2 separate regions of the Mus musculus genome follow, and region 2 is linked to region 1. Evidence: chromatin loops called from intact Hi-C (ENCODE). Cell type or tissue: heart. All regions are shown on one strand.

Evidence for each region. Peaks named below come from ENCODE experiments on the same cell type or tissue, not always from the same donor. Only the 100,000 strongest peaks of a DNase experiment are listed, where the experiment ranks them.
Region 2: a loop joins it to region 1, with 1.8 times the contacts of the local background. A loop is called at or near these places in 3 of 42 quality-filtered maps.

The regions. Positions count from the first base shown.
Region 1 is chr2:144,182,257-144,184,756 of GRCm38, reverse strand. The region is part of intron 2 of Banf2os (a long non-coding RNA gene); the gene reads left to right. All of the region lies in intron 1 of Gm5535 (predicted gene 5535), which reads left to right. Among named protein-coding and RNA genes, the nearest start is that of Gm5535, 5.8 kb to the left of the region's middle. In heart, no CTCF peak of the experiment used is centred here; a DNase peak (open chromatin) is centred at 1,206; H3K27ac peaks cover 31 bases.
Region 2 is chr2:144,111,365-144,113,864 of GRCm38, reverse strand. The region is part of intron 2 of Banf2os (a long non-coding RNA gene); the gene reads left to right. Among named protein-coding and RNA genes, the nearest start is that of Gm5535, 77 kb to the left of the region's middle. In heart, no CTCF peak of the experiment used is centred here; no DNase peak of the experiment used is centred here; H3K27ac peaks cover 290 bases.

The DNA.
Region 1 (2,500 bases):
CCAAGTGGAAATCTGAGGACAGGTTTCAGGAGTCAGTTCTTTTCTCCCACCGTGGATGCTGGGGATGGAACTCAGGTTATCTGTCTTAGGCCGTAAGTGCTTTAACCATTGAGCCAACCAACTGACGCTGAAAAATGCTTTTAAAAATGATACTAAGGGGCTGGAGAGATGGTTCAGTGGTTAAGAGTCCTGACTGCTGTTCCTGAGGTACTGAGTTCAATTCCCAGCATTAGGTCTAAAAGGCCTTAACCTTGTCTCTCTTGCCCATCATTGGATCCTGTACTTATTGTTGTTGTTGCTGTTATTGCTATGTGTTTTATTATTATTTTTAGACAGGGTCTCACTACGTGGTACAGTGTGGCATTGAACCCATGATCCTCCCATCTCAGCTTCCCAGCAACCACATGGTGTCTCACAACCATCTGTAATAGGATCTGGTACCCTCTTCTGGTGTCTCTGAAGACAGCTACAGTGTACTCATATACATAAAATACATATATCTTTTAAAAAATGATCTTCACACATATCTATTCCATATTTTCATTAGGGGACTCTTTGTTAGTTTCTGTAACCAGACAAATAAAAGTAGGACCTTATTATTTAATATGGGGAATATGTATTTTTTGACAAACATGCCTGTTATTTTCTGTCCAACTCAACTGTAAACTGGTAGAGTATTTTCCGAACCTACACAAATATTTCTTGAAAGAATGAATAACAGAGATTAAGTTCTTTAAATGCCCTGAAAGAACAGGTTAAATATTTCACAATATAAATATCAGCTATGGAATAACTTTCCCTTGGTTCCCGCTTGCCAGCTGTACTTTAAGAGAGCCCACACCTTAGCTCCTCTATCTCCATTGACAGAGGCTGGAGATCTGGAGGCTGTTGGATCCCAGATGTCCTGGGACTCCACACACAGAAGCACAGGCTGGCCACGGTAATGAGTGTGGGGTTCTGCCTGCCGCATGGCAGTCTCTCAGCTTCACTCCTTCCACCAAGACCGATGGGGCATCCAGGCCTCAGGGATGTGTCTGGCATACCCAAGGGCCTCGCCCACAACTATCCTGCTCTGTCAACACCTGGCTTTTGTGACAGGTGGTGGCCTTGGTTCTGGAGAAAGTGCCCTTTCCAAGAAGGTGAGGGCATGACTCCAGTGTGGGTGATCAGCCTGAAGTCCATTCTGGCTGATTCTGGGCAGCCTGCCCAGTTCCTTCTCGGAGTGCAATTGACCTGGCACATCCTCTGGATTTGATTTTCTGTTTCCTGGAGGGGCATAGTTGGCTGCTGGGCAGGTGGCCTGTGCCAAACATAATTAGGGTCTACTTATGGTGGACACTCTATTTGTGGAGGGCCTGCTAGCCATTACTTCCTCTGGGTCCAAGGTAGAGTGAATCTATACAGCAGGTGGAGGGGACAGGCCAGAGAAAAAGGCGACTGAGGAGAAGGCCATGGAGAGTGCCGAGTCCCGGAGGTATTAGATGAAGGTTATTAGACCTGCTCTGGGGTCCTCTCCACGTGGGTCTCTCTGGGATAATCTCACAAGAGCCCCATCAATGATGGTTGTAACAGTGGCATAAACAATTCAATGAAATATTATATGACTGGGGATCTCAGTCCGCTTTATGTGGTTCTGTCTATATGGCTCTTAACATTTTTAGTTTTGAGAGATGGAGTCTCACTGTGTAGCCCTATCTGGCCTGAAACCGTCTAGGTAGACCAGGCTAGCTGCAAACTCTTAGTGCTCCTCCTGCCTTTGCCTCCTGAATGCTGGGATTAAAGGCATGAGCCACCACATCGGGCTCTGTGTGGTGGATTAAAGAAAACCCAGTGGGCTTCAGTGGCATGTTTCCTAAGAGAAGGACCTGGCGGGAGACGCCTGACACAGTCTAACCATTGGGATCTGGTGTGTATAGTAGGCTCTTACCTGCTGAGGGGGCGGCAGAGCTCTGCCCACATTCAGGGCGAAGGGACGCAGACTGCACTTCTCAGTGAGGATCTTGTCTGATTGTCTAAAAGAGGGAGGAGGGGCTACGGGGGCCGTTTGAGATAGCACCATCTGCTACAGACTATAATGGATGAAGACAGAATGAAAGCCAGTGTCTTTCTTCAGTCTAGGAGCCTGAAAGCTCTATCTCCTACTGTCATTCCCTTGGAAGTTTCTCTTGACAGCCCATTGGGTCAAGTTCAGTGGAACCAGACACAATCTCTGTCTCTTCTGCTTCTGCTGTGTCTCACTGTTGGTAGTGTTAGCTCAAGTGAGAGAAGAAAATACAACGGCTCTCTTCTATCTGCTGTTTCAGTTTCTGCTGTTTCAGGGTGGTCCACTGTGGCCCCAAGCACCACGTAGAATATTCCAGAAACAAACAATTCAGAAGTTTAAAGTTGCATGTTGCTCTGATGAAATCTTTCAACACCTGCTCCACCCCACCTGGAAGGTAAATACCTCTTCGCTCCATGGATTCCTGCTGTGTACACCACCCACACGTTAGCCACTCTG
Region 2 (2,500 bases), 71 kb after region 1:
GGGAGGATAGGCAGTTAGAGGAACTGAGGAGAGTGGGATGGGTACCCAGAGTCAGATGGGAGAGGTTACCACATTGGCAGAAGAGGTACCCTAGCCACTGTCATGGTGGCTATATCTAGTAGACAGTTTGGTGTCTCCTGTGTCTTCTTGTGGCCCACTGACTGCAGCTGCAGTGAAGATGGGTCCTACGCCTGTGGATGGCGTCCCATATCAAGCAACTATGTGCTGATGGTGTTTTGTTTTGGGCATAGAGAGTTGATGCTCTTGAGAGGTGACCTTCGGTGAACGGGGGTGGGGGGTGGGGGTGGGGGGTGGTCCTGACATTTCTCATTGCTTTGACAAAATGTCTGAGAAGAGCAACTTAAGGAAGGAGTTCTAGTTTCATTTCTGTTGCTGTAATAAAATATCCCGATAGAAGGCAACATCTGGGAGAAAGGGTTTATTCAGTTAACAGTTCCCGACTGCAGTCCATCCCTGTGGGGATGCCAAGACAGGAACTCAGCAGCTGTTCACTCCATAGTGCTGAGCAGAAAGGAAATAAATGCATCCTTGCTTGCTTGCTTCTTTCTTACACTCTTCAGGTCCCAGTTGTCTAGGGCAGTGGCTCTCGACCTGAGGGGCCCAACTCCTTTGGGAGTTGCATATCAGATATTTATATATTGATTCATAACAGCAGCAAAATTACAGATATGAAGTAGCAACGAAATAATTTTATAGTTGGGGATCACCACAACATGTATTAAAGAGTCTCAGCGTTAGGAAGGTTGAGAATCACTGCTCTAGGAAACACCGATCTTCCACAGGCAAACCCACAGGCCAGCCCAATCTAGATAATTCCTCGGCTGAAGCTCTCAGGTGATATTTGAGGTTATGTCAAAGTGACAGTGAAAACTAACCCTCACAGAAATGTTCGTTTTGACTCAGTTTGAGAATGCACGTAAGGAAAAACCATGATGGCAGGGGTGAGAGGCAGCTGGTCACACGTATGCCTAGTCGGGAAGCAGAGACATTAATGCTGGTGCCCAACTCACTTCCTCTTTTTCATTCAAATGTGGACCACAACTCATTCCACAGTTCCTCAGAGGGTCCCTCAAGTGCCAAGGTTCATTGCTCAGCCCAATCACACATGCTTTCTGGAGTTATTTTCCCTGTCTCTCACCCCAGTTCTGGGTTCTGGGTAAAATGTCTGTGCACACTCCCCTGCCTCAGACCTCTTGCCGTAGGTGAACCCAAACTAAGACGCTGCACAAGTAGAGATTTTGAAGCCAAAGGAAACCAAGGTATCCCCAGACAGAGCAGAGAGTGTGGTCGTTTTGAAAAATAGCCCCTGGGTTTATCTATGCTGAGGCCGCTGACGTCCTCCAGACCTATTTGCTGGGTAGTGGTGGCCGAGGGCCACAGGCTGAAGACAGTAGAGACTGTGGGGAATCAGGAGAAGCCAGGAGAGTCCCTTCTACTTTCAGACTTTCCCCTCCTCCATAGCCTCATGCTGGTTGCAATGTGCCTCTGATCCTCCGCAAAGATCTCCAGGATCTTTTGGGAGGTGGTGCTGTGTCGGAAATTTTCTTCTGGAATTTTCCCGGATGAACGTTCTAACACTCAGTGGCCTGGCACCCTTCGGAAGCTGGATCTATCCTCTGCAGGGAGACAGCCCCTGTTCCATGCTATGCTCGGAAGTGTTGTCTGTCAGCTGCTTCCACAGCCAGCCAGCCAGCCAGCCCCAGCAGTGTGGTAAGCAACAGCCAATGGCAGAAAAAGAGACAGAGACATAACATAGGCATGTGTCTGAAGTCAGTCAGGAAGCCCATGGTGGCCCGAGTCTGGGATGCAGAAAATAGATCTTCCAGATGAAGCCTCAGGGTAACAGGCTAAGCTGTGTGCTTCCAGAGGACAAGGAGCAAAGGGACCCACCCCTCTGCTTTCTGGACCCATGGTTACTGGCAGCACAGAGGGCAGTAAGGAGCCAGGTACCATCATAACAAGGAGGAAATGTCCCCTGGTTGGCCGGGGCCCCACTGCTAACAGCAGGTTCTGAGAAACCCTGTCCTGCTCAGAGCCTCTCAAAGCAGCTAAGGCTTAGCCACGCCTCTCCAATCCTAATTCTAAGGCCATGGGTTACAATGGGTAAGAGGCAAAGGAAGAGAGAGAGTGGATGGGCCCTGCAGGGACTGAGGACTCTAGCCCTGCCTATAGGATGGCAGAGAATGGAAGAAAAGGGATGGGGGATGGGAGATGGGGGGAGGGAGGGAGGGAGGGAGGGAATGATATAAAGATATAAAAAAGTCCTTCTGAATCAACAACATACATCATCTTCTTGAAGTTAGGGCAATAAAACTGTAAATGTTTTTATTAAAATTTAAAGTTTGAATAAACAAGAAGCAGATACATACCGATTGTAAATTTAAACCTACAGCCAGTGCTTTCGGTGTTGTTGCTTTTTAAAATTGAAACAGTGTTGCGCTGTGGAGCTCAGGTAGGCCTAGAACTCATTATATAGCCC